Linked DNA regions of Mus musculus: region 1 is linked to region 2. The links are chromatin loops, found by intact Hi-C in ENCODE. Cell type or tissue: left cerebral cortex. All regions are shown on one strand. Links, peaks and the distances in the headings refer to the core of each region. The heading gives the core; the rest is flanking DNA. Region 1 holds the start of Gm13715 (a long non-coding RNA gene). Region 2 overlaps Aplnr (apelin receptor).

The links. A loop is a pair of places that touch in the nucleus more often than their neighbours do. Peaks named below come from ENCODE experiments on the same cell type or tissue, not always from the same donor. Only the 100,000 strongest peaks of a DNase experiment are listed, where the experiment ranks them.
Region 1: a loop joins it to region 2, with 2.1 times the contacts of the local background. A loop is called at or near these places in 1 of 42 quality-filtered maps.

The regions. Positions count from the first base shown.
Region 1 is chr2:85,207,267-85,222,634 of GRCm38, reverse strand. It overlaps Gm13715 (a long non-coding RNA gene), which reads right to left and starts at 14,199. Exons shown (of 5, transcript XR_374759.2): 1 at 14,093-14,199; 2 at 7,891-7,931. In left cerebral cortex, for the core only: a CTCF peak has its summit at 8,572; DNase peaks (open chromatin) are centred at 8,159 and 8,695; H3K27ac peaks cover 1,193 bases.
Region 2 is chr2:85,139,277-85,154,644 of GRCm38, reverse strand. Aplnr (apelin receptor) reads right to left here. Exons shown (of 1, transcript NM_011784.3): 1 at 14,722-15,368. Among named protein-coding and RNA genes, the nearest start is that of Aplnr, 11 kb to the right of the region's middle. In left cerebral cortex, for the core only: no CTCF peak of the experiment used is centred there; a DNase peak (open chromatin) is centred at 9,129.

The DNA.
Region 1 (15,368 bases), core at 6,837-10,836, 68 kb before region 2:
CACAGCCTTAGATGCATAAAACTGAGGAAATTAGGAGGCTAAAAACTATTCCTTACAGAGTGAGACTATACTGCATCAATATTACCAAACCCAAGACCCAAAGAGTGGGCATGAGATAGGTGTAATAAGAAAATCACTCTAAACATATGGACTAGCATGAGGAAGGCCCTTGACGATTGGGTGTAATAAGAAAAATTATTGCATGAATATGGAGTAGCCTGAGAAAGGTCCTCAACAATTTGTTTTATTTTTATTTACTTGTATGTGTGTGTGTGTTTCTGTTTGTTTGTGTGTGTGTGTATGTATGTGTGTGTATGTATGTGTGTGTAGGTGTGTATGTGAGTGTGTGTAGGTGTTTGTATGTGTATGTGTGTGCATGTATAATGTGTGTATGTGTGTTTGTGTATGTGTGTATATGTTTGTTGTGTATGTGTGTATGTGAGTGTGTGTGTATGTGTTTATGTATGTATGTATGTGTGTGTATATGTGTATATGTTTGTGTGTGTATGTGTGTATGTGTATGTTTGTGTATGTGTGTGTATGTATGTGTATGTATGTGTGTATGTGTTTATGTGTGTATGTATGTGTATATGTGAGTGTGTACATGTATATGTGTTTGTGTGTGTATGTATGTGTGTTTGTGTGTGCATGTATATGTGTTTATGTGTGCATGTATGTGTGTATGTGAGTGTGTATGTGTTTGTGTGTGTATGTGTATGTATGTGTGTCATGTGTATGTGTGTGTGTGTTTGTGTGTGTGTGTTTGTGTGTGTGTGTGTGTGTGTGTGTGTGTGTGTAGGCTTGGGCACACCACAATGTATATGTGTAGATAAGAGAACAACTTTTTGGAATTGTTCTCACTTCCCACCTTGATGAGACAAAGGCTTGTATCATTTCTGCTGCTATACTACATACCTAAGCTTAGCTGGGCTGAGCGCTCCTTTGCTCTTCCTCTCTGTCTCACATCTTACTGGGATTACAGACTTATGCTTCTGCATCCAGGGTTTTTGTTTGTTTGTTTGTTTGTCTGTCTTGTTTTGTTTTTATAGATTTCTATGATCGAACCCAGGTTACAAGTTTGTCATCAAACACTTTTACCCACTGAGCCATCTCCCTGGCCTTATAATTATTTACTTGCAGATTTTATTTGTGTGGGAACATGAAATGGACAGTCTCCATTTTTTGTTAATTGTCACACAAATTTTAAAAGCAGGCAGGTTGTAGTAACTATGGGAAAAGGAATCCATTAGCCAGACATCCAAATAATTATCTAAATTGTCCCAACTCTGACATTTGTCACCGTGTCTTCCCTGGGAGGTAGGTAAGTGGGGAAATAATGAGAAGAAAGTTATTTTGTAATTACCCTGCATGAATTATGACTCCAAGAGTCTATTTCCAGGGGTACTTTAAAGTAATTTAGTTCAACATTATTGAAGTGTAATTTAGTACATTATTGATGCAGAGAAACTCCGGAACCAGACTCAAAAGAAAAGGACTTTTATCCTGACATTTGACTCTGTCTTCTTATGGACACCAACCTCATTCAGCCCTCAGTGCCTTCCCTGTGTGATGGAGTAAGGATATCTGCTTTACCACCTTCACAGAAGACTTGGACAATGGAGGGAATAAATACCGAGATGCTTTGCCTATCAAGACTATTCATGGGAGGAATCCCTCCTCATGCCTTCCTTGATATTAAAAGACTCTCTTTGGTCTCTGCTCCACACTTCGTCTCTGTATTTGCTCTCATGAGTATTTTGTTCACCCTTCTAAGGACTGAAGCATCCACACTTTGGTCCTCTGTTGCAGGATTTCCTGTCCAATCACATTAGGCCAGTGGGAGGCTTGTGATTGGACAGGAGAAGGGAGGTGGAGTGAGGAGTTGAGGAGACAGAGCGGTCTCAGGAGGAGAGAGAGAAGCAGAATGGAGGCTGCTGTGGTGTTATCAAAAGGTTAGAATAATTGGGTTAAAGCTTTATCATTATCATTTGGCTTTGAAATTATTGTATTGGCATCTTGTAAATTGTGTTATTATTGATACATAAATCCGATTGGCTAATTAAGAATTAAGAGTCTTGATTCTGAGGCAGAGGCAGACGGATCTTTGAGTTCAAGGCCAGCCTGGTCTGCAAAGTGAGTTCCAGGACAGCCAGGGCTATACAGAGAAACCCTTTCTCGAAAAACAAACAAACAAACAAAAAAGAGTCTTGATTCTACCGGGGAATTAGGTATTAAGATGACTAACCAAGGGTGTGTGGGGCGTTGTATGAAAGCAAGAACTGGGGGGAGGGGGCTGTCCAAGAGATGGCCTGGTGGGAGATATGTGGCCTCGCAGGGCTATCGAGAGTTGGGCTGAGAGACTGAGTGAGATCACCTGGTGCAGGAGCTAGCTCTAGAGAGTTGTTGGCAGGGGCAGAAGCACTAGAGCGTGGCCTGGCCCCGCTGAGAGTTGGCGGGTTCGTTTTTTAATATTTCCTTCAACAGTCTTCCTTATTCTTGAACTTCACATGGTCTGTGAATTGTAACTTGGGTATCCACTTATCAATGAGTGCATACCATGTGTGTTCTCTTGTGACTGGGTTGCCTCACTCAGGATAATATTTTCTAATTCCATCCATTTGCCTAAGAATTTCATGAATTCATTGTTTTTAACAGTTGAGTAGTACTCCATTGTATAAAAGTACCACATTTTCTGTATCTATTACTCTGTTGAAGAACATCTGAGATCTTTCAGGCTTCTGGCTATTATAAATAAGACTGCTATGAACACAGTGGAGCATGTGTCCTTGTTATATTTTGGAGCATCTTTTGGATATATTCCCAAGAGTGATTGTTGGATCCTCAGGTAGTACTATGTTCAATTTTCTGAAGAACAGCCAGACTGATTTCAGAGTGGTTGTACCAGGTTGCAATCCCACTAACAGTGGAAGAGGGTTCCTATTTCTCTACATCCTTAACAGCATCTGCTGTCACCTGAGTTTTTGATCTTAGCCATTCTAACTGGTGTGATGTGGAATCTCAGGGTTGTTTTGATTTGCATTTCCCTGTTGAACATTTCTTTAAGTGCTTCTCAGCCATTTGGTATTCCTCAGTTGAGAATTCTTTGTTTAGCTCTGTACCCTATTTTTAATAGGGTTATTTGGTTCTCTGGAGTCTAAATTCTTGAGCTCTTTGTATGTATTGGATATTAACCAGAGACTGATGGATCCCACCAGCGGATCCATCCCATATACAGATACCAAACCCACACACTACTGAAGTTGCCAAGAAGTACTTGCTGACAGGGGCTGTCTCCTGAGAGGCTATGCCAGAGCCTGACAAATACAGGGGTAGATGTTCACAGCCAACCATTGTACTGAGCACAGGGTCCCCAATGGAGGAATTAGAGAAAGGACTGAAGTAGCTGAAGGGGTTTGCAACCCACATGAGGAACAGCAAGACCCCCTCCCCACCCCCAGAGCTCCCAGGATTTAAACCACCAACCAAAGAGTACATATGGACAGACCTATGGCTCCAGCCAAATGTGTAGCAGAAGATGGCCTTGTCAGGAGAAGAGGCTCTTGGACCCGTGAAGGCAGGATGCCCCAGCATAAGGGAAAAGAGCAAATTTTGCTCTTTGCCAGAGCAAAGAGACATGAGTGGGTGGGTGAGTGGGTGAGCACCCTCATAGAAGCAGGGGAACGGAGGATGGGATAGGGGGTTTCCAGAGGGGAAACCAGGAAAGAGGATAACATTTGAAATGTAAATAAATAAAATATCCAGTAAAATTTTTAAAAAGAATGTAAGATAATAATGCCAAGAACTGCAAACAAATATCAGAAGGTGTCTATAAACTGGGAGTTTGGTGTGGCCTTGAGAATAGCGCTCCATGTCTTTAAGTAACTGAAAAATAAAATTTCTAAAACCTCAAAAACAAAAACAAAAAAAAAGGATTCTCTTTGGTCACAACTGATGAAAGAAAACATAAACTAGTTTAAAGGAAGAAAACCACAAAACTACCCAACAAAAAAATACATATCTAAGGCTTACCATTTGCTCAAATGCTATCACCTGAACCCTGACTTCTCTCTAACTCCTGACTTCCTTAGGAGACATTGTCGTAACTGCCAGTTGCTCTAGATTTAGATTTTCCAAGGATCAAACCCTTGAAGAAAGTCAGTCTCAATCTCAATAGATAGACAAAAAATAGATAGATAGATAGATAGATAGATAGATAGATAGATAGATAGATAGATAGATAGAGATGGATGGATGGATGGATGGATGGATGGATGGATGGATGGATGGATGGATGGATGGGTGAGTGAATGGATGGGTGGATGGTAGAGTAGATAGATAGATAGATAGATAGATAGATAGATAGATAGATAGATAGATAGATTAGATTAGAATGATTTTCTCATTACACCTATCTTCTACCCACTCTTTGGGTCTTGGGTTCAATAATATTGATACAGTATAGTCTTACTCCATAAGGAGTAGCTTTTTGCCCTCTAATTTCAATTTTATGTATCTTAGGATGTGTTCTATTTTTCACATTTCTCACAACTAAAAATTTTCTTTAAATGTTCTTTATCATTAAATATTTATAATTATGCAAACCTCATTTCTGTATCTTTGATACCTAGTTCAATGCTTGCTGTGCATAGATAGATAGATAGATAGATAGATAGATAGATAGATAGATAGATAAATATTATTACATCAAGGGCTTAATGAGGTTGGTGTTCATAGGAAGATAAAGTCAAATGTCAGGATAGAACTCATTTTCTGAGCTTGGTTACAGAGTTTCTCTGCACCCATAATATACTAAAGTCAACTTCAATAAACCTAAGTGACTCTAAAGTCATATATGTGGTACATACATGTATGTGAGCCATGTTCATCACATTCTCAACTTCTTACTAAGAAGCACTCACAGACCTTGGAGCTGGAGATATAGCTCAGTTGTAAAGTATTTGAGTAGCATGTGCAAGACCCTTTGTTCAGTCCTAAAATCAAAAGATTCATATGCCGAAAGTTGAGAAAGAATAGATTTCCAAGGAAAACAAGAAAAGGATTTAAGGAAATGAGACACCAAAAGGAATAGTTATTGACTTGTTTATCCTAATTTTCTTCACAGAGACCCCCTGGTCAGTATTCAGTACATCAGCAGTAGCTCAAGATAGATATACAGACTCAAAATAGTTCACATCTCAAGTGAACATCAAGGCCTGTCGCAACTCAATGTTGAACCTTTGATCTCTTTTCTTGAGTGTCACCTTCTAGTCAGATCCAGTCTGCTTCTCTCCATCCCCAGATCATTCCTGTCACACATCAACTCCCAGCCCATGAGAATCTGAACTATGAAGCTAGCCCATTTCTTCTGTTACATCCATACTCCAAATTCTGTGTCTTTTCTGGCCCTGGCTTTTCTCCTGTGCTAATTTTGTTCTGTTTGCTTTCTATTCTTTCCGAGACATCAAGATATGTAAATAATACAAAAGACACAAACACAAAGAAAAATAATGAAAGCTTAGGGAAGATAGAAAACGCTAAGGAAAAGAATGATGGAGAAAACATCCCAGAGAATTACATAGACCCACAAGTAATGATTAGGATTTTGCTCAGAGGAGAGTGACACACAGCCATTCCAGGCATGAATCCTGAGACCTAAATCCACTCTGCTATCTCTTTTGAAGAAAGAAAAACTCTTTCCTCAACTCAGAAGTTACAAAGCAGTGGCCCACAGGCAGATCAGCCTGGTAGATGTGTTACACTTGGCCCACATAGCATTTTGTAGAATTTAAATTACTTGCCAGTATTTAAAAATGGTGAGATTTTTTTTTACATAAGGACCTGGATTTCCAGCTGCTCTTGAAAACTCAGGAGCTGTGGTGGCAGCCCTACACCCAAGCTTCCACTGGAACAACAGTTGCATGGGTGGAATAGCCTTTGCCCTCCTTAGAGTAAGGACATAGCAAGAGCTATGTATGACCTTGTCTCCTATTCTCCTGTGCTGCCTGCTTGGCACCTGGCACTGGGTGTGTAATCCTGTGTCAATCTAAACAACTAAGCATTCGCTCTTCAGATCAACCCCATTATTATGTTACTTGCATTTGATTGTACTATAGTATTTATTATAATAATATAATCTGTCCCATTTTTTACTGACTTAGAGATTTCCCACTGGTTCTTGAAATCAACCCAACAAAGTCAAAACACCAAATGCTTTCTAAGTAGCCCTCAACCATATTCCTCTGTTTTATCTAAACTGAGAAGTCAGGAAGCCATCATAGACATGTTGAGCCTGTCAATGTTTATATGATATGCCTTTTTCATCTACAAAGTTTATACTTCGGAAATGCATAACTAAGTTAAGACAAAAAAAATCATAATGGAGCTTCACGAAGTGAAGGCTCAGTTGGGTACAGTCCTTGCCTTACAAGAAAAGGGAGTTGAGTTTGGTCCTCAAGATATAAAATAGGTTGGATAGTGGCATATGTTTGTAATCCCAGCACTGGAGAAGGAAAGACAAGCAGATCCCTCAGGTCTGATGAGCAGCTAGCCTAGCCTCCCCTACTTGGGGAGTTCCACACCATTGAGAAAGCTTGTCTCAAGATGAAAGGTGGACAGTGCCTGACGACTGTTCTTTAACCTACACACACACACACACACACACACACACACACACACACACACACACACACACACATGCACACACGCACGTGCACGCGCAAAATAATCCAGTTGGTCCATCTAAATCATCACCATATGAGAGGAAGTGCATTTTTGGTGGTTCTTCCTCAGTGTTGCCTATAAACACACATACATAGATTTCATAATGTTTTAATCTTCCAATTTTGTGTTGGATACACATTGTTACCCTGGGGCCCATGCAGTCCACTAGCCACAGGTTGAACAAGCAATTTGGGACTACTCAAAATTTTCTAATCCATCTTTTCTGGTGATGGCATATTCTTAACATATGCTTTCTTTCCCTACACTAGTCTCCACTGTCAATCTTCCCTGGGTCTTCAGAGTCCAGCTTGGAAGTCATGACCTTTGTATAGACCACCCTGGTTCTTCATAAAACCAGCCCTCCAGGGGGCTCCTGCAATAGCACTAAGTTCCTACTTTGTTCAGTTCAGTACCTGCCATGTTTTTCTCTAATTGTCTATTTACACTGCTGCCTCCTCCATACCCATCCCAGGCTGAGAGCCTTGACAACAGAAACTGCAGCTGACTCATCTTTGTAGATACAGTGCCTTTCTGTATACCTTGGCAGATATCAGACACTCAATAAATTCTTGTTAAATGAATGAAGAAAGGAACAAACACACAGAGAACAAATTGGCATGTGTTCATGGAATGTCACACCTCAGCAATTGTAATGAAAGAAATCCATTCCATTGAAGCTTTTCTGTCTACAAAGAATTGTCTTATCCTCTGGAGCCCTTTAGAAGTAGTTTTGACAGATTCTACAGAGTTGTCAGAGGAAACATACTAAAGAAAAAGTCATATCTCTTGGGAATAGGCAGAAAGAGTCAGCAACAGAAGAAGCCTCAATGATGGTCTCTGACATTTCTGGCTCCTCAAGTTACAACACTATGAAACACTATGAACCTGTAGCTTACATACCATCTCTACTCTGGTGCAGGCAGGAAAAAAGTAATCACTGTTTGAACACACAAAAGAGGAGTTCTAAGTTACTATCTGACTTCCCATCCATACTAGATATATTTACTATTTCTTAAAGATATCAGATACCTCTTACCTGAAGGATGTTGAACTTTCTACTCCCTCTCCTGACTGCATATTTGCCCACATCACTTTCTTGCTTTATCCAAGCCTAAGATCACATTAACTAAAATCTTTCCCTGATCACCAAAGCAAAACTATGTATCTCACCTCTTGCAACCCTTTACTCTCCATTCTGCTTGAAGATGGAGCTGTAGAAAGAAGAGGATTGGGGAACAACGTGAGAGATGGTGCTCAATATCATCAAGGCTCTGTTCTCTCTGGTCTTTGTCTCTGCTCCGTTCAATTCCAACTTAACAAAACAGATTATGCATTTGTCATTTTCATGACTCAGTGAAGGACATTTCCCAGTCTCCCCCATGAGAATATGCTCAGAGAAATAATCCAGTTGGCCCATCTAAATCACCACCACATGAGAGGAAGTGCATTTTTAGTGGTTCTGCCTCAGGGTTGCCTATAAATTCTTTAGGATCTCATTCAGCCTCCAGCTTGTCACTACAACCAAAGTAAAGACTCATGCACTTTATCATGCCCAGCTGGACCTCAGCTATATAAACTGGAAATGAGTAAAACTTTAAGACCTAATTTGTCTCCACACAGAAAAGACTGCAGAACAATAGTTCAATTGCAAATTATTTTTTCGGTAGATAATATCCAAGTCAAGAGAGATGTACAGACTTGTGCCTATCCCATACAAAGAATTTGTAACCCTTGACACCAACTTTGAGCTCCTTGTTACTGTGTCATGCAGCTATTTTGTCCTCAACCACCATGAGGTGAAGTGAGGGAAGCAGGCAGGAGCTGCTATTATGGTCCTAGCCACTTGGAGGAAAAAAAAAAAAAAAAAAACAGAAAGCATGCTATAGCACACACAGGACTGCTTAGCCGGTGCCACAAAAACCTGGAAAGCATCACCTGGCAGATGGCAGAGAGAGGCAGCAGCCAATGGGATGGGAGTTTGCAGCCAGCATGGCAGATGCCAGGAGGCTGCAGCTATTCTGGGATGCAGGCAGCGACTGCTCCATCACACCAGCCCTGACAGTCCCTTCTTCTCTAGGGCAGGAAGAATGTCTCCAACCTCCTTCTAGGTCCTCACTAATTAATGTTGAGTCTGCTGCTGAAGACTTTAAGCTAAGCAATCAGGCCAAAGATAACTATCCCATTACAGAAACGAAAATTTCTAAATAGCATCTCCAATCTTGGCAAATGCTTAGTCATCATCCTTACTGGAACTTGACACCTACTTAGCACTCATCTGGTCCAAACGCCCATGTTATTAGATAGAGAAACTGAAGGCAGAAAGAAGATATAGTTTGCCCCCAGTGTTCCGCAGAAAACTTGAAGGAGAGCTCTGTGTCACCTGATATCTGAGTTCGGAACTCTTTCAACCCGAGCTGTTGAGTCCTAGGATGTGGTCTGATTCTCATTCTCGGTCTCATTGTTGTCCACCTTTTGAAGCATGCTTCCCTGGATGGATCAAGTCAGGATCTTTATGCTCACATTTCCCAATAAAGGCCATACTAGAACCTCAGGCATGATTTCCCATTTTAGCTCCCCTTTCCTACCCTCATATACTGAGAAGTGTACAGTATAGTCTTAAGACCCCCACTTGCTTTCTGGACAGAACTTGAGTTAACCCAGAGAATCCACTCTTCCTGGTCCCATGTCTTGGTCCTTCCTCCAGGGCAGTTATCTCTTACTTAGGCAAAAATATCTTTGCCCTAAAATACTTTCCAAAGAGACATCAAAACAAAAGAGTACTTAAGAAAAAAATTCCCTCCTCCTTTGTTCTTAACCAGTCTCAGCCTTCTTCCTACTGTCCGTACCTTCTCTGCCCGGGTGGACAACAGACGTTCACTTACTGAATTTGTAATTAAGGCATAGGCTCTACATGTAGCAAATAGACCAGAGTTCGAAGCTCTCTCTGCAACTGATTATAGCCTAGACACTTTCCATTTGCCCGTTTTCCATCTCGAGAAATGAGGTATGATGATATGATCCTCCTAGGGTTGGGAGTGATGGTGAATTCGGTTCCATGTCTAAGATACAGTAAGCTCTCAGTGTCTTTGAGTAACGTGATGATGATAATGTCTGCACAGCACATACTGATGGGAAGTGTCATCACTGCCTCCTCACACCTCCTGCTGCTCTCAGCCCCTTTAGCCTACTTCTGCCAGGAGACCTTTCCTGATCACATTCATCTCTTCAATACTTTTGTTTCGCCAAACTCCACTCTCATTCAGATAGTGCTAAGTTGAAATGCATGTCTGATCACTCGGAGTTGGCATTAGTCACGCCTCCTCACCTAAAACCACAAACTCCCATCAGGGAAAACCAAAGGCCTTTGTCCTCCCAACAATGCAGATTCCAGGGTCAGGTACAAAGAAGGTTCTTGGGTTTTAAAAAAAAAAAAAAAAGCTACTGAGTGAACAGTCAGAGCAAAGCCATCTCAGAACCTTCTACTTTCACCTTCGCTTGCTCTTTCAATCCTTGGAACCTCTGGTATAGTGACCAGACCTAGAAGTCTTCAAAGAGGGAGGTCAGCATGTTTTTGCTTGTGATCCAAAAGAGAAATTTAACAAGATATGTGCTCAACAACAAGATGTTCTTAGAAATTCTCAGAGGAAGAAAATGCTTTTTTCCATTTCCACAGGAAGATACCAAGGCTCAGAGAGGTTCAAAGATTGACCCATGCTCCCGCCAAAAAGAAAAAGAGCAAGGGCTTGCTATAGTACTCTTAACATCTCCTCTGTACAAGCTGCTGCAAAGAGATCATGTTAGTATCTCTGTCCTCAGCCACAGTAGTCTCAGCAATCCTTTCCCTTAGCCAAGAGGAGAGAGAAAGGTTTACGGGCTGGAACTGCTCTTATGGAAGGTGGAAACTCTATTCCTAGCACCCATATCAGGTAACATACCCTGTCCACAAACCCCCACACATACACACACATATCCACATGCTTAAAAATCATTTTAAAATAAATTAACATTTCACCTTATGATCTGAAAAGATGAAATAGAAACACTCTTCTTTATAGGAGTGCTCTAAGAATTAAATAAAATAGTCCATAGTCTCTGCATGGCACTTAATCTCATGCTTGGCATGAAAAGTGTTGAAAAATGTTATCTGTACCTTAATGTCCTCAAGAGCAAAGAACAGAGGCCTAGACTCCAAAGATGTGGAGAGAGGCTGTGTGTTTACATATGGAAAGGAGCTATGCTATGCCAGAGCCTATGAGGTTTGGTACAGAAATGGTTTTAGCAGCTAGGTTGGGTTGTCTTAAATATCCCAATTTGAGTTCCTATTAGGAAAACTTGGTTACATTTTGTCTTCTTGTGGCAAAATACCAGACAGAAGCAACTTATTGGAGGAAGAGTTTGTTTTATCTCATGGATCCTGGAAGATACAGTCCATCATGGTAGACCATGATAATAGGAGCTTGGGATGCTGTCCCTCATCACACGATGGTGAATCAGGATGCAAGGAACATGACCAGAACTGGGGCCTGGCTGTACTCTCAAAAGCCTGACCCTAATGCTCCATCTCTACCAGTTATAGCTCCAAGTCTGTGTTTGTACTTCCAGTGCAGCAAGGCCTGTGTAAGAGCAATAATTGTAATGAAAGGATGATTAATGGCAGGGCCTTCACAAAAGCAGGCAGGAGTAAGTCACCCCAGTCATCACAGCTTTCTGTACCCCATCCAAAACAGGGTCAGCACACCTTTCTCCACATGGGCAGGTGAGAGAAAATAAAAGGTGTAGGTCCTGGCAGTAAGCATGCCATTCTGTTCCAGGGTATTTCTAGAACAACCTCTGGTTGTCAACATCTAATTGACAGTTGTCCTATAAACAGGCCCAGAAGGAAGCCTGCTGCACTTCCGGATTCCTTCTTCTCATCCACTCTTCCTTAGACACCAAAGCTTTCTTTTCGCAGAAAACTCCTAGGCAGGAGCTGGCCTCCCTCACACCATCCCCTTCCCCCATTTCTCAGGTTGCCTGGGAGACTAGGTTTACCTGGAATGAATGGGTCAGGTGCATAATTCAGAGTCAGTGGCTCCTGGGTCTGGACTGGAGTGGATAGACTAAAGGCTCCCTGGACAGCGTTAAAATCATAGATGTGAGATAGCTGGAAAGGACTCAGCCTCTGCAGTCATCCACAGAGGAAGGAGAGTGGAGGGAACCAGGCAGGAAGGGTTGCTCAGCAAAATCAACAAGCTTACTACCAATACCAGCTCCCAAGGGAAAAAAAAAAAGAAGTAGTTTGTAACAACACCTCTCCTCAATGATGTATTCCCCCAGTGCTGAGCTGAGAATAGTCCTACCTCCCTTGTAATTCATTTTTGCTTCATTCTTTTGGGATTCCATTCATAGACACCATGAAGTATGATCTCCTCTACTCATTTTCCTTGTTGACTCTTTCGATATCCCTCCAGGATACCTTTCTCCTAGCTTCATGTCTCCACCTTTCTCCTTTTCTTTTTTGACAGTCTACTAATTCTAGTTAGTGCTATCCTATGTACAAATTATGGGGCCATCCTCAGGATCAAGGGTAAACTACTAGTGGCCAAACCCTCAAAAAAATAAATGGCTTCCCCTTCCCTTCTGCCAATAGCTCTTCAATAATGGCCCAAACCTGAAGGGTACCTTCCCCATCTATGCCTGAGTTTGCCTGGCTTGATCTTATGCAGGTCTTGTGCAAGTCATCACAGCTGCTGTGAGTTTATGGGTGTGATGACCATGCCATTGTTTTTTCAACAACAGTGTTTATGTGTTCAACATGATGCTTTGTCATCAAATTATCAAATAAAGCTGGTTAATGTATCTATTATAAGACATTCAAATGTTTATGAAGATCATCTTAGGTCTAATTTCTTGGCAATTTTATTTAGTTGCTATATAGTACAATAGTCCTCCAGAATTTATTAATACTAACTAAAACTGATGCTCTGACCAACATCTTCCTATCCACCATCCTGTTCAGTCCCTGGCAACTAACACTCTATTCTCTGCTCCTATTAGCCTAGCATTTATATATTACACAGAGAGCTGAGCTCATGTGCCATCTGCCTTTCTCTGTGTCTTCTACATTTAATATACTGTCCTTCAGGTTCATCCATGTTGCTGCCAATGATAATATTCCAGTGTGTGCATGTATGTGTCACACGTATCCATTCAGTGGACACTTATGTGTATTTCATATCTTGGCTTTGTAACTAGCACACGGAAGTCTTTGGTAAATTGACCTCATTTCTTTTAGATAGCCCTGCTTTTTGCCTCCTCTCCCATCCAGCATCCTCTCTTTGAAGCATGTTGTACCTTTTCAAGTGATTAGGCTGTCTTCTCTGCTGCCAGCCTCCCAGAACAGGAGCCTGTCTGCTTCACTGTCTGCTGCATCTCCAGCACTCAGCATGGTGTCTGGTGAATAGCAAGGGCTCGTAAACACGTGATGACTAACTTATGAAAAGGTCTCTTTTTCTGGCATCCCCTTAGTTGGAATGAAAATGAGATTCATGGCTAGAAGCTCCACAGTCTCTTGGTCACAGATCAAGCGGGTCAATCAGTCAGCTCTCCGATTTAACAAGTGCTGGTTCTGCCTCTTAGGAGCTACAGATTATTACGTTGTGTGCAATCAAAATAATTAACTAGGCTTCCTGGAAACTGACCCATCTGAACACAGATGCACACAGCACTCCAAGCTAATCAAAGTTGGCTGTACTACAGCATTTGAGATGGCTCCACATCTAGTACCCAATAGGCACTCAAAAAGTCGATGAAGCTAAGCCACCCTTGCTGAACAGCAGCTATGTATATACTGATTTCTTTCCATACCCATAGTGGTCTTACATGGTCCTCTAAGGAAGAGTCAGTCTCTTTCCTCTAACCCAGCCTGTCTTTTCCAGAACAAGAATGACCTCCTACAGGGTGGCAGAGAGGTGATGTCTCTTATTTCTACATCCTACTATCCTACTATGAATCTCTTTTGTTTATCCCTTCAATCTATTTCCCTTCTACAAGTGATGAAATCTGTTTGTCTTGTCCACCAGTGGATAACAGTGGTATCACTACATAGATTTTTGGCCACTATATCTGCTGGGGCTTTCTAAGTGGAGGCTCAAGCAGTCACAGCTGGCCTGATGCTCAAAATGGAATTCATCCATTACTGCAGCGAGAGTCTGGAGACAGTTGTATGGTTACTATGTGCTAATCCAGGGAGAGAGAAAAATAGAAAGAAAACCCCTATACCTGCCCACAGATTACTCATAGTCTAAAATAGTGGCAGATAAACAGGCACTCAGATTGAGAGTGGTGTCTTACTTCTGTGTTAGTAAAATTAATTTCTCAGAGAAACACTTACCAACTCAGTTTCGTGTCCCTGGGAACATTTCTAAGTCTCATCGATGCCTGGGCTTTGCAAGATAGTGTAAGTGACTCCAGGGAAGATTTGGCCAAAAGCATTCTTTTCTTTTCTTTTCTTTTCTTTTCTTTTCTTTTCTTTTCTTTTCTTTTCTTTTCTTCTTTTCTTTTCTTTTCTTTCCTCTTCTTTTTTTCTTTCTTTTTTTCCTTACTCATAGAATATCCATTTATTTCTACATGCAGTTGTGTCATTTTTAATTTTTTTATTTTTTATTAGGTATTTTCTTTATTTACATTTCAAATGTTATCCCCTTTCCTGGTTTCCCCTCCAAAAACTCCCTATCCTCTTCCCCCTCCCCCTGCTCACCCACCCATCCACTCCTGCTTCCTGGCCCTGGCATTCCCCTACATTGGGGCATAAAACTTTCACAGGACCAAGGTCCTCTCTTCCCACTGATGACTGACTAGGCCATCCTTTCCTACATATGCAGCTGGAGCCATGAGTCCCACCAACCTTTGGTTGGTGGTTTTAGAATCTGGGAGCTCTGGGGACTGAAAGCATTCTTGGACCTACCCTTGAGCTATTTCTCATTTCCCATCTAGTCTTTCTTCCTGGGGATATAGGCAGGGTTGGGTGGGTGGAGATACCTACCACATTGTGTATGAAGGTCCCTTTCCTTGAGATAGGTAATCATGAAATGAAATCATGAAATGAATTGTTCGTGCTCCCAAATGCGCACCTGCTCTCAGTAGACGGGAGTTGTATAGGATACCAACATCTGATGTCAAAGGATTAGCTTAGAGGACTGGCAAAGCAGGAGCAGAAGAAACTGTCAAAAGAAAAAAAAAAAAAGATCAAGAACTGGACTGAGAAGATGGTTAAGTGCTTGCCCCAAACATTAGACCTCAATTCACACCTCCAATGCATAAGAAGCAGGGAGCAACAGTGCAAACCCATAATCCCAGTGCTGTGGAGGGAGACAGGAGGATCTCTAGGACTGGCTGACCAGTCAGTCTAGCCCCATTGCTGAAATCTAGGTGTTTTGGATGACTCAAAAACTGAGATGAGGAATGATAGAGTCAGATAGTTGTCTACCTCTGGCTTCCAAACACAAATATATGCACGTGTATACATACATATACCACATATGCACATACACATAACAACAACAATGCTGAAAAACTAGAGTACAGGTCCAGGAGCCAAACAAAAGAAAGAAACTGGAAAATTGGTCACGAATAAAACCAAAGGAGTCATTTGGATTGTGGTTCCCTGC
Region 2 (15,368 bases), core at 7,295-11,294:
GAATGACCTGGGTCTGACAGAGGTTTGGAGAAAGGAAGACAAGAGGTTCCTAGATACTAGAAAGTGTTCTGGCATGCTATCAGATAGACGTATGGATACACAAACAAGGACAATGGTCGGGAGCTGTAATTGCTAGTACTTATTGTCAACAGGATCTAGAATCACCCAAAGGCATGTCTTAGAGGAAGTTTCTGTATTTGGGTTTAGGAAGTGAAAAGACAGATTCTGGATGTGGTAGGTACCATGCCAACATTTGGAGTTCCAGACTGTAAAGGACAAAGTTAGCTGAATACTAGCAGTCTTTACTCTCTGTTTCGTTTCCTGGTTGCAGACACAATGTAATCAGCTACTTTGTGGTGTTGCAGCCAGGATTCCCCCACCGTGATGGACTGACTGTACTTTTGAACCATGAGCCTAAATAAATCCTTCCATCCTAAAGTTGTTTTTGTCAGGTACTTTATCAAAGCAAGAATGAAAGTAACTAATGTATTTACATAGTAATGTATTAATATAGATTAGATAGATAGATAGATAGATAGATAGATAGATAGATAGATAGATAGAAGATAGAGAGATAACAGAATTATAGTTGATAGATGATATAGATAGATAATATATCATACATATATACATACATAAATGGATTGAGATTCAGAGAAAGATATACAGAGATTTATAAATAGAGGGTTTTCATGGTCCAAGTTGCAAGTAAATTAGAGATAATCCACTGAGACACAGCAATGTGGCATGTGCAATCAACATAGATTTTACAACAAGGACAGTGACTTTGTGTCCAAGGCCAGATAATGGCTCATTATTTCAAACAATATTTCTAACATTTGGGGAGCTTCTGTTTTGCCTTCAAAACGATTTTTCTTTAACATTATTCAGAGGGCTTGGGGCTGGCAGTGTGTAAAAAAAGCAGATGTTCAACAGATGGAATTACTATGGCTTTTATTTAAAATAGTGATGGTGTTAAGTTTTGCTACATATCTAACTATGTATATCCTCAGGCTGAATGTAGGAGAAGCAGCAGCTCACTCTTCCATCTTTTCTCTCAAAGTATATTTGTAGGGAACTCCAAAGTCCAGAGCAGTCCTAGCTCAAAAACTTCCCATCAGTCAAAAAGCAACTGCTTTGATATTTCCAGAATAACCACTACTCTAAAACACTTCATCAGCCACCCAGCCTTAGAGGGAAGGTAAGGTTCAGAGCTTGAGTGTAGTTCATGAAGCCCTTCAGTTCTTCTCCAACATTGCACCCTGACAGCCTCCTCTCCCCTGCTTTCACATCTCCAATCAGAGGCTCACTCAAAAGGCACAATATTCCATACTTTTAATGATCTTGTTTCTAACCCCTGAGGCATCCTCTTTTACCTCCTTCACCTGACATGTCTGTCACCTAGAAGAATTGTTCACAGCCCACTTTACAGTGAGTATTGGACAAGGAGTGTGTGGTGTCAGGAGCACAGCTCTTGTGGAATAGCATGCCACTGATGCTCTAGTTACCTGCCGGACCACTGCTTCATACTGACCTCTTCAAACTGCCACATGAGCTTTCTTATGATCCCCATTTTACTAACGAGAAAGCCCGTTCACAATGCCTAAGACATGATCATAGGGTTTTTAAATTCTACGGTCCTTTCCCCCTGCTTCCTGTACTCCACTGACAAACATGGACCCATATCTCTCACTGAGATGCTTGTGGACAAAGTTTATAGTTTAGTCATCTGCTAAATCCCATTGCCCCCTAAATCCAAGGCTCAAATCTAGCCCTCAACACCTAGTAAGCCCTGGATGACTGCTTCCCCTCACACAGAGGACCACTGGAGCTTCTTTCTGTGTATTGCCTAGACTGAAAGGAAAGGCTTCTGGATCACAGAAGACTAGCATTGGCAATGTTTTCACTTTCATCATAGACATGCATGCTCTAGGAAGAGCTTTGATCTTGAAAGACATCTGCCTCTAGGTACCCATAAGAAATAACTTTCCGTGTCACTTTAAAGCATCCATTTGTAAAGCCTAAGTATGCTGTGATCTCTTAAGTTGAGATAATGCTTTATGAAAATATTTCACTAGATCAGAAAGGCCCCTAACCCACTCACAACTACACTACAAGAAGCAGCTTCCTCCAACCTGTAGGCATAAGAGTCTAGAAAAGAGCCAGTGAGATGGCTTAGAAGGTAAAGGCACTTGCTGCCAAACCTGGCAACCTGAATTTGGTCCCCAGGACCCACATGGTGGAAAGAGAGAGCTGACTCCTGCAACTTGTTATCTGACCTCCATGCTTGTGCTGTGGCCCTTGTATGTTATAAATGTGTGTGACCATACACACACACACACACACACACACACACACACACACACACACACACACACACACATGCATATACAATAAATAAATGAAATAGGAAATATTTTATTTAATCCTTAAAGCATCTTGGCTGGTCTGAAATTTGCTTTGGAAAATAAGGTGGCTTCAAATTCCCAGAGATCCACCTGCCCCTGCCTCAGGAGTGCTGGGATTAAAGACAGGTGCCACTTCCCACTACAGAAGCACAACCTCTCAAGTTACACTATGGGACAGCCTTTCCCATCCTCCCATTGAGAGACTCATCTCTGTCATTCATGCACACATGAGAATTCACTTTGAAAGAAAACATCCACAACTGGAAGACAGAGGAACTGTGTAGGGTCTGCTTTCTGGCCGAGGAGAGAACACTGACTTTCTCAAGTCTCAGAGAGAACATTGGTGGCAGTTCTGGGGAGCCCATCCCAGCCAGGACTTCACAAGGGAGATGTCTCTATTCCAGCCAGATCATTCAAGAATTATTCTAGAGACACTGTGAGCTACCGAACTTTCTCTATCACACTCATTTTCTGAATAAATAGCTTGGGGAGGTTCTGTTGATTTCATTTAAAATGCCAGAAGGAGGTAAATCTGCTTGCTATCGTAGCAAAAATAAACTTGATCAGACTAAACTCACAGGAACATCTCATCTCCTTCCCTGCCCACCCCTCAGCAGAGTGGGTCTTCATAGGCCTGGGACACATTGAGTAGGATAATATGTCTTACAGTAAGGCCACTGGTGTCTGTTTCCCTGGTTACACTCTGTGCTTTTGTGACCTAGCACTGGAGAAAGAGATGCTTCCCACCCCTGCATTCGATAAGTCTTGACAGTGCAAGTAGGCTGTCCTGGTGACTCAGAAGCTGGCTTCAAAGATCATTTCTCTGAAGGAGTTTCCAGAAATGGCTGGGACAATGGCAGCATCACTAGAAAGAAGTCTGTCACCTCCCACAGAAGTGACTTTGAGGGACAACATATTTTTGAATTTGTAATTTTGGAAACTTTGCCAGAACACCACTTCCATTACAGGGGGCAACCAAAAGCACCACCGAGTCAGGAAAGCAGGAGTTAGCAGCAAAGCTGCCACCAGCCCCCTACGCATTTAAGTTATTTTCCCTCCTCTGGACCTCAGTTTCCCTGTCTATAAAGATGGCCTCTAAAGACACTGATATGATATTTCTGCTATGCTCCAACCAAAAGCTACTTAAACTAAAGAGTAAAGTCAAACCCAGCTTATGACTTCCATATTGCATCCTGGGAAATTGAGAGGACCTGTTTCTGCCAAGAGAAAGGCAATTGGGGCCTGATTTACAATAAACCAACCACATCCCTAGTCACAGCTGTTGTCTGCCCAACTCCTTGCTGGAAGCATTTGCCCCACCCCATCATCCCTACTGCTCTGAAGACCTTAGCCCCTGGTTATAGTCATATCTGCTGCCCATTTCTAGTAGTAACTCAAAACCTCAATATCTGTGTGTTCAACTCATCCAGCCACACAGTCTGGTTCCTTGATGTCTCCCATGCGACTACTTCTTTCCTCAGACTAATACAGTCACCCACTCAGCCGTACCACTACAGACTACAACATGACCAGAATCCCCCTTCTTCTGTCCTTGGTCCTTGTCTTTGTCCTCCACTCTTGGTCCTTCCCCCCTCCCACATTTCTATCCCTTATCTTGACCACCCACTGATCCTATCACACACTGACCTTCTGTCTTCCTCTTCCTTCCTCACACACATTGCAAAACTTTTTAATGATGTTTTGCAAGCTTCCTCAACACTCTCTCCTCTCTCTCCTCTGCCACAATCACCTTGAAAATTCCAACATTTGCACCATCTCTGGGCCTATCACACTACAGCTAAAGGCTGCCAGAGAAAACTCACACAACCTGGCTAAGTGATTTCATTTTTTAACTTGTGGACACCAATCTCATGTGGGAAAATCGGCACTTGGAAATTTTGTTGTTTTTCATTGCCCAGGATAGAATTTATTCCCAAAAGCTTCCTGCATGCTTCTCACTCTGCCATGTTCAGGGCTGGTCTCATATCATAACTCCTTTAAGAATTATAAGTCATGAGCAAGGTGGTGGTGGTGCACACCTTTAATGCCAGCATTCAGGAGGCAGAAGTAGTTGGATTTCTGAGTTTGAGGCCAGCCTGATCTAAAGAGCAAGTTCCAGGACAGCCAAGGCTACCCTGTCTCAAACAAACAAAGCCAGAAATTCCTCTTTGTCCTATCACCAAAGTTTACTTATATATTTTTCTTTTTCTTTTCTTTTCTTTTCTTTTTTTTTTGTATTGATCTTCTAGGTTTTCTCACATACATTAATCACACCAAATATTGGGTTTCCTTAAGATACTTTCATATGTATATGTATATTTCCATTACATCACCCAATAACCTTTCTTTGTTCCCCTATCTCTTCTTCACTAGCAAGTGCCCCCTCTGCTGCTCTTCTCTTTACCAGCAGCCATTAACAATACCTACGTCCTCACAGCGACCTTGTGATCCATGGCTATTGACCAAGCACACATTGACTTACACGCTTTCCTCCAATTATCTCTTTTCCATCACCCTCAATAATCCTGTTCCTCTCACCCTGGCTTGTAGGATGTGCCTTTCTCGGGTCACTTCTAGTACAGAGTCTGCCTTTGCATATCTAGTTTTTTAAGTTTTCCCTTTATCACACATACTTTTCTGCCTACTGCTAATTTCTCTATTTATCCTTCCCACTATTTTAAAGCTTCCATAAGCATTCTCTCACACTCCTCTCTACCCGTCAACACCATTTTATGTGACTTCTAACAATACAATCCTGTAACTACTCGACCCAGATTAGCAAGGACATCAGTGGCACAGTCCCAGGAACGGTTTTCTGGTTTCTTTTCAAATAACCCAACAGTAGCATTTTTCACTGCCCTATCTCCATGATGCTCAGATTTTTTTATTACAAGTCCAGACACCCTTCAGGATGCTTCTCCCCACCCCCACCTCTCCCTCTCACAGTCTTTGACTCTCACCCCCACTTCCTAGTCTTCCTCCACGCCCATCTCACTAATGGATACCACCTTGAGTTACTCAAGCCTAAGACCTTGGATAAATCTCACGTGTGCCTGCATCCCGGCCATCAGAAGTAACTACATGTTCTGCATCAACAAAAGTTGACTCAAATCTGTCTCTCTCTGGGTCTCTATAGAGACCTCTTATATGACCCACCTTCAAGCCCATCCTGGCCTCTGAAGTAGCAACCATCTGGTACTTCTGCTTTCCTCCTACTTCATTTCCATTCGATCTCTTTACAAAAGTCTGTGAGTTAGCTTCTCATTTCCCTTAGAATAAACTTCCCCTCTTGCTATGGCCTTCAAAGTTCCCTGTGATCCTGCCCTTATGTGTCTCTCTAACTTTGTTTCATGCCATACTCCCCTTGGCTTCCTATCCATTAACTTTGCAGTTGTTCTAACCTTAGAATGTGCTAACACCTTTTCTGTTCAGTGTCTGCATTTGATGATCCTAGAACTCTCTTAGGGCAGCATGTCAGATAGCAGGCCCACTCTAATCTAAGGTCATATCCTAAGATGCTCTTGCAGGACTACATAATCTGAATGTACCCTCAATGTTATTTTCCACCTTGAATATTATTTCTTTCATAGCATTTTCAAAACAGGATGTCCAATTTCCTCATTTATGTATGTGCCTATCATCTATTCCTAGGAAAATGCTAGGTTTCATACAAGGGCCAAGTCTATCTTATCCTCCACTTATAATCTCAGTAGCTAGTGAATGACATAAAGTGATTTCTCAGAATAATTTCATAGATTAATGAATGAACTATTACAATGGTCTACAACCTAATGTTCTTACAGGTATGCCTTAAGCACAAACTATCTTATTCTTCACATTCCCTGTGTCCTTTCTAACTCTCTTGCCTTTCTTCACATTATCTCATCAGTCTGGATGCCTCCTACCACCCAGGTCTTCATTCAACTTGCCAAAATCCTGGTCATCATTCAAGAGATACCATCAATTCTAATGTCTGATATTTCATCATTAAAGATTCTCTGTACCACAGAATGGCAGTCCATAAGAGTGGTCATTCAGAATGACATTTACCAGTTCAGTTGCCCAGAGTGCAGCTCTCTGGAAGATACTCATGTCTAGAGCTGTCATCAAAGGCCATCTCACTTGCTGGAGTTTGGATCTTGAATATCTCCCTATTGCCCATGTATTAAAAGTTTGATCACCCAGGTGGCACTGTTGGGGATAGTGTAACACTTGGAAAGGGGAATTTAAACCACGGGGGGGGGGGGGGAGCGGTGGCCTTGAAGGGGAGTATGGAACCTTAATTCCTGACCATGATTTAAGTGGTTTCTCTCTACCACATGTTCCCTCCACCATACCCTGCCCTGAGAAGATAGCACAATCAGTCACAGGCTAGAACCTTCAAAATGCTGGCTAAAGAGACCTGCTGTGTTGATAAGTTAATAGGAAGTGGTAGCTCTCCAATCTTGTGCAGTCTCTTCATGTTATACACGGGAAACTCACACAGCTCCCATAGCTTTCCAGGAGACAATTAAAGCAGTGCTGAGGAAGGAATTTTCTCTCTAGACTTTCAGTTTGGAATTATTTCAAACATTTTTTTCCTACCCCGCCTCCCTGAATCAGTGAAGCTAAGACCCACACAAATCTGAAAGGCTATGAATTTTTAACATCTAAAACTGTTTATGTAGCACACTATTTTTGATCTTTTTTTTTTCAACAAACTTCTGACCAGATTAATTTATATGCAAACTTCTGTCAAATGTTTCTAGCTTTATTTTGCTGTTATCACCACAATAAAAGAATTATTTTAAATTCAAGAAGTCTCAAAAACAATGTCACATTTTCCAAGCTGAGCATTCCTTTCTGCCACATGCCCTTTTTTCCAACGCAGAGGTCTTCCGAGCCCTCTGCAGTGCAAAGGAGTACATCAAGTCACTTTCCCTTGTAACAAGAGAGGCAAAGGGAGAACAGCAGAAGAAAATTAAAACCTATTGATTGCCCCTAATGTGATGGAGACTGCTTGCCACTGCAAACATTACCTAGTGTGACCTTCATAACAATCCTGTGAGGTAACTACTTTTACTATTCTATTTGACAGGAGATATTGAACGTTGGGCTCTGATTCTTTGATCTTTTGAATGTTGTCCAAGGACTAATAGCTTCTACCATGGATAAAGTTTCTTTAGAAACAAGATTTTCAAGGGCTAAAGATGTGGCTCAGTGGCTTAAGTGTTTGTCATGTAACCATGAGACTAGAATTCTGGATCTCTGGAGATTCACATAATGCAGAGTAAGTGTGACAACCCACCGCCTGTTATTCTAGCCTTGGAAGGTAGAACAAAGGGTCCCCAGAGCTAGCTGGCTAGCAAGCCTAGTCATATTGTCAACCGGGATCTGGGTTTAACTAAAAGATCCTACCTCCATAAATATGGTTGAAGAGTGATCCATGATAATTCTTGACAACTTCAGGCCTCCAAGTACATGAGCACCTACACACATGCATAGCTGTAGACCATACAAAGGAAAATGGAAGGGGGTGTTCCAGATCCTCTCCACACCAACTGGGGTGTGTTCTGTATTTTAATAACACTTGTTGATGATTCTTCTGCATACACAAAACTAGAAATCAATGATCTAGATGGTACAGCCCAGTAAAAGCTTAACTGAGATTCAAGTTTAGTCTCTCTTAATACAATGAACAAGAGACACACAAATTTCATGGTTTTTAAGAAGACAGCTTAAGTTGTTCCAATACAAACTGTAAGCATCAAAACCATGTTGGCCACCTATCTTGGAGTATTTCTTCCAAAGCAGCCTATTTCACAGAAAAGAGGCAACCTGATGTCATGAAAAGCGTTCAGGTCGACTTCAGAATCAGAAGAATCAATGAGCCCACACACTTCTTAGCAGTATCATTCATCAAATGGTCATCCTGCCAGGGCTTCACTGTTTCCTCTAGTGAGATGGGAGCCTTGGAGAGATCTCTTCCAGCCCCATAATGCTGTGGTTTCAGCTCATTGTTCTCTCATCACTCCTGGCATGGTCATAGCTGAAACAACTTCCTTTCCTAGCCTGTATCATCCCTTTGGTAATTGCTGTGTGGCTTTTCTCAAGCATAAAAATAACTTGTTATTATCACAGCAAACAATCACCATCTTCCAGGGTCCCTGAAAGCCTGACAGCACCCACAATACATAGCTCACTGCCAGCTGGATCCCAGCAATGCTTGAGGCTTCCGGGTCTCCAACCGGAAACCAACCAGCCACCATATTAGTGTGTCCATTTTCCTAAGAGCAAAGGTTACTTCCGGGTTCTTCAATTGTAAGACCTTGGGATATCAATCTCCAGATTCTAGGTCATTGAGTCCTGGTACTAAAGTCCTCAGTCAACCAGAGACCAGATTGAAGCCAACTAAAGCAAAGCCTCAATCCGTGTCATTGTCTGAGGCTGTTCATCCCGATCACACAGGAAGACCTTTTGAACTTATAGATATACTTCTGAGTCAGAAGAAAGATTGCCAAATTTTCTTGGATGGTCTTAACCCTGACACAGATTTTTCAGGGACAGGAAGAGAAGGTTTTCCTTGAGTGTTTTGTCGAGGAGGAAGTCCAAGATTTTGTTTTACATTCAATCAGTACATCCCTTCCATCAGAGCAGTTCTTCCTCTATGAACAGTAGGTAGCTATACATGGATTCCCAGCAGCCTGGCTGACTCAGTACCGGCCCCAGCTGGCATGATACCTTTCCCAGGAAGCCAGCCAGCCTCACAATCACTCGTCCAACTAAATAGACTTGAAAACACAATCTTCAGCATTAACACTGAACTGATCACTATGAAGCCATGATGTGTAGAGTTCAGAAGTAAGCATACAGAAAGATGCTCAACTTCAATAGCCATCAAAGAACTGGAAACCAAAGCTACACTGAAATAGTCAAAATGATAGTCACTAAGGAAAGTAATAACAAATGTTGTTGAGAATAGAGACAAAAATGAACCCTCATATACTGTTAGTGAGAATGTAAACTAGTCCAACCACTATAGAATATAGATATTGTGGCGATTTCTCTAAAAACAGCTTGTCCTGTGGGTTACAGAAACACTTACACATCGAGGTTATTGCAGCACTACATGCAATAGCTAAACTATGGAACCAGCAACAGAAGAATGAATAGGAAAGTGTGACATAGACACACAAAAGGATTATTTTCAGCCACAAAGAAGAAGGAAGTTATGTTGATTGCAAAAAAATGGCTACTGAGGGTAATCATACTTAGGGAATTAAGCCAGAAAGACAAAGATCATATTTTCCCTAATTTGTATATCCTAGATTTTATATATATACATAAGATCATGTATGAACACATGACATAAAATAAAAGTAAACCTTTCTAGGGATCAGAAGAGACTAGTAGGGGGCAATAAAAGGAAGGATGGAGGGACAAGGGGGAATATGTTCAATGCACAATGTATATGTATGCATGTATTTATGGATGTACATATGCATGTTTATATGAGTGGAAACCTTAAATAATTGATTAAGAGTAAATTACCAGAAGTGCCACAGTCCCATGACCCAACTTTGTTCTAACGGTCTACTTCTCAGGAGCAGCTGTGAGACACAAAACCATTTGGTTTAATTAGGTCCATACTTTCCAATTCCCCTGCTTCTCTCCTGGCTCCTGATTTACCTCATTTCCCTGGCTTCTTTGAAAAGAAATCGACTTGTTTGCTGTAAATAAAAAAAGCAATTCTTCTTACCTCTCATTCCAGCAGTTCACTTGTTTAAGCAGATTGCCTATGTGTGCCTACTACATCCCAGACAGTGAGAAAAAAAAAATCTCTAAACAGGGTCCTGCTCCAGAGCAGGGAGCTTAGGATGGGCAAGGATGCAGAGCTTTTATAAAAGCAGGCCTCTCCTAGAGACACCTTCCTAATACCCAGGGCTTGTAGGCTGAGAAGTACCAAGGTGCTTGAATGGGATGTGTCAACCAGGTTTAAGAAATTCATCCATGTTACATCTAAAAGCAGCTTCAGATAGACACACAATTAAGAGGTGTGTCACACACTTGAGTGACACATAGGGTGAGGTGCCCATCAAATACTAGTATTCTTTCATCTCCTACACTCCTGCTTGCTTTTATTCAGGCAACTAAGGTGGCGACCTGGAGGAGAAAGAACGCCAGACACTTAAACCCTAGTGGACGCACGTTTCAGCCAGCATGTTAGCTCTAACTTGTGAGTCCTCCATGAGAGAGAGAGAAGGTATGTTTGCCTCGACAGCATCCTGTGATTTGTCTGCAGTGTCATTGAATGCCCTGTATTATTCTTTGCTAAACAATGAGAAGAGCATGAATGGCCTGAGTATTATTTAGTGTTTTTCACTCATCACCTAGCATATGCCTAGCAAATGGAGATTATAAAAAGGCATTTGTTTTACAAAGAGCCATGGAACAGAATGTCTGACCAGTATTTCTTAAAAGCCTCAAATACAGTATCCGAGAAGCTTCCAGAGATGCAAGAAGCCTAAGCAATGTGATGACTGAATTGTGACAACAGATTCTGCGACTGGAAAAGCACATTAAGGTTGAGTTGGGTTTTTTGGTTTGCTCTTTTTTTTTTCCTCCCTTCTTTTTTTCTTTTTTTAAGTAAGGAACCCTAAGTGAAGAATGAGCATTAATTAACAGTAATGTACCAACATGGTTCATTAACTATGACAAGTGTATCATGCTAATGTAAGACATTAATTATAAAGGAAATTGGGTGTATAATGTACAAGAGCACTGTGTACTGAATCAACAGCGATCCTGTGGATCTGAAGCTCCTTCTCAAACAAAAGACTTAGCAAAACTTCAGATAATCAGCATCTTGCCCTTCCCAGGCAGGAGCTCGTCTTTGGACTGACTTCATTTGCTTTACTGATTGCCACAAAAAGATCTCCTTCAGAACCCTGAACATGTTCTTGCCTAACAGCAGAAAACCTGCGTTCTAGTCTCAGCCTTGCCACTTTCCCACTGTGTGACCATGTGTAAATTATTCTCCTTTCCTTCTAGATGGGCCTTAGGTCACCTCTCTGTTAATAAAAAAAAATTAAGGTAGACAGCCTTTCAAATGGTTTCACAAATCAGGGTGATGCCTGGTTGACCAGTTATCCCTATCTCCTAAGATAATCCTGGGTAAAGAGTACATAGTGAGTAAAGATGTCTTGAATGAATGTGCCATGGTAGGGCTTAAACATACTTGATTCCTGGCTAAACTTACCTTGAGGCTTAGTTAGTACAGCAGCAATAGGAGATAAGATCTTTGGGAAGTTCATAGGGATATTACCATCATAAATGGTTTAGTGTCTTTTTCAAGTGACTAGGTAATATCCCTTGAGACTGGACTAGGTTTTCTGGGAGCAACTTCTATCATGTAGGATTAGACTGGTTACTGGGAAAGTGGGTTGACCTTTCTTAATATGCCATATCCCCCTTCCACTTCTTCACCATGAACTGATGAAGCAATTCACAAAAAGACCAACAAAATACTTCACAAAAAGACAAGCAAATGCCAGCATCGTGCTTTTGGGCCTCCACAACCATGATCTGTCTATTCAAATCTATTTCCTTTACAAATTAATCAGCTTATAGTGTTTTACTATAGCAAAACATAATGAACTGAAAATACGTATATATTTATACATACTATACATGTGTGCATTTATTTATACATATATACATGTTTTCAGTCTATTCTGTGTTGCCATAGTATAATATACTTATATATACACATGTATATACATACACGTATGTGTGTGTGTGTGTGTGTATTGTCAATTTTTTTTAAGACAAGGTCTCACTATTTAGCCCCAGATTGGCCTAAAACTCACTACGTAGACAAGAATGATCTTCACCGACATCTACCTGCCTCTGCCTCCCAAGTGCAGGCATAAAAGGCATATGCCACCACTTCTAGCTAAGTCTAACATTTTAACACTCTAACTTTACATGGAAATCATCAGATTCTACTCAACATTTCAAACTCCTCTTTGAAAAGCTATACCTTCTGGATCAAGCCCTGCAAGCTGTCAACTCACTAACACTTGGATAGAGCAGCCAGCTAATCTATATCTTTATGGGGGATTTCACCCTGGCTTCTGAAGGTGAGATTTTTTTGTTTTTGTTTTTTTATACAAAGCCATCTATCTGCCTCTTCTTAGAATCTTTTTCCAGAGTAAGAGGGTCCAGAATTCCTCAGTACTTAGTTAGTATACCCTGGTACACTGGAGGAAGACAGCTCATAGCTGTAAGGACAAAGTCTCAAGTCACTAAAATAAAAACTTTTACATGTCTTTTCTCCATCCTCAATTTATATAAGGACTAGTATCTTAGCTCCCAATCTTCCTGGCATCCATGCTTTGAAAAATCAGACAAGTTTTTCTCTGTGACTGACCAACCCACCTCTCAGACTTGGAGTGGTCATGAATGAAGCTAAGATGCAGGTCTCTTTCCAGCTCTTCAGAGGGTCTGTGCTCTACACCATCCCTGGGAATTTCTTCTGCCCAAATATTCCATCATTAACAACTCACCAACAACCACACTCCAAAAACCAGGTTCCCAGCATGTTCTGAGAGCTCCCATTCTGCAGCCCCAAGGTAGACTCCTGGAACACGACATGCCTTCCCTCTCTCAAAGCTGAGGCTCTGGTTGTCATCTTTCCTGGCACTGTCTTCAGCAGTGACCTGTGAGCCCCAGCAGTCTGCCCCCTGATCCTATCCAGGACTTGGTATGTAAACGAAGTAAGGTGAACAACTAAACCATTAAGTACTCTATAATTTTATAATATTCTGGGCAACTTAACTCGAATTTCTCAGGAAATTTTTTAATAGCATCAATATGGAAAAAAAAAAAAGCCCAGTTCCTGGTTATAGTCACAAATTCCTGATGGCTTTTCCCTTTTAATAAGAAAAGGAGATCCTTATCCTCATTGTACCCCTGCACCTACTTCCTTATGCCTTCCTCTCCCTGTGGCCTCTCTGTCCCTCTCCTCCCTTATTCATTCTCTCTCTCTCTCTCTCTCTCTGTCTCTCTCTCTCTCTCTCATATTCTCTCTTTGTTCTGCCTGTTACCATCTCTTTTGCATATCCTGCCTCTGTCTCTCTATCTCTCCCCATCTGTCTCTCCCAAGCATCCCTATCCTTCCCTGGCACTTCCTGTCCTGCCTGGTCTCCATGTGTGCCTGGCATCTTGCAGATGAGATTACATTTTCCTTCTCAACCATCTGGTGCAGCCTCATCTGCACTTTGGGGAAAGCAGCAGCATTCCATGGTCAAGAGTGTGGGTTTTGGAGTTAGATTCATGACACTAGGCCTGGCTCTTTCTCATAGTAGTCTGTGGTCAGGAGATACTGCTAATCTCTGTGTCTCAGATTTCTTATCAGCAAAGTGAGGCACAAGTGTCCCTCTCAGAGGAAGGTTGCAAGATAATACCTGGAAAATTTTTAGCACACTTTTAAAACTGGATAACTATGAGCTCCTGCTACAATCAGTCCCCCCTCCCCCTACCTCCCCTCTCCGGTGACTGTTTTTGTGTCACCTGAAAAATTATTAGCCCCAGGGAGGCCTTCTTTGAAGAACATCCAAATAGATTGTCATCCAGAGCCCAGTTTTCTTGATCCAAATTGTCTTGTCTGTGTGCCTGCTTTGATTCAGGAACACTGTATCTGGATGAGGTATCCATAATGCTGACCTTCCCCTAGAAACCACCTGGGCTGCTTTTAGCACCTGTAAACACCTAGGGTGGATCTAAGAAACTCTGACTCCATAGGTCTGGAGTGACATCACGAACAGGCATTTTCAAGATTATCAGAGTGGCTCTCATTAGAGAACAGAGCTTCAAATGTCTGACTTAAACTGTGGTGGTGAACGAAACAATCAATCAGCACGTGATATCGAATTAACAGAGGTGAATGGTTGAGTCAGTAGGAGACAGTGATAAAGGGAGGTGGGGAGGGATCGATGAGTTAATGGATAGAGAGAAGTAGGTGACTGATGATATTTTCCCCCAGATATACGTGTGCTGTAGTCTCCATAATGTGCGCCCATTGTTCTGTGGTTTCCAGAGCAGGAGGCTTAGCTATGTCTGTCCATTCCCAGCCCCAACTTTACAATTGCCTGGTACCTGTTTTTCCATCTCCTTCCAGCCCTTTGCAGCTTTCCAGGAGATTCTCCCTCTTTGGCTCGCACTGATTCCCCCCTCCAGTATACCCTCTCACCTCTACCGAAATAGCTGCAACTGCGGGTTCTTACACTTCTCTCAAGGTACTTTCAAATGAGGACGCTTTGGACAGGACAGCTACACAAAACAGTTTTATTTGATGAACCACAGTGAGTAACAAGATCATTTAAAAAAAAAAAAGCGCATCCTGAAGAAGGGGTGGGGGTGAGGAAAAGCTGCCTCTGCTGCTATCTGTCCCATGCTGTGGTTGAGTTTGTTGTCTCCCAGAAGCCTCCTGCAGCTCGAACTGGCTGCTTTGAGAATGGCCTGGCGGAGAAAGTAGCTGTGTGAAAGTTTCTGGCCTGAGATATGCAGAGCTCAGCTAAGAGGAGCTGCTTTCTCCATCCCCCACCACCACAACCCCCTTTCCTACTCCAGGAGCAGGATCTCTGCCAGAGATGGTCCAACCGCATCAAGCTGGGCTCTTCCTGTTTCCATGGAATATGTCTTGTCCTTGGTGTCCAGAGCCCTCCAAGAACAAAACCCGGAATATGCACACCCATGTCCAGCTCACAAAGGCCCCACTATTGATTTTGTCCTGGAGATCCCCACAGAGGCTCCAGTCACTCTTTCCCAAACTTACTCCCCCCTAAAGGAGAAAGAGGATCCAGGAGGCTCAGTCCTGATGGAGAGGATCACAAAAGCTCACCCTTTTTTCATCATCCTGTGGCAAGAAAGTGGCCTCCTCAAGACCCCTAAAGAGAGTGAGAGGGGTGAGAAAAAAGT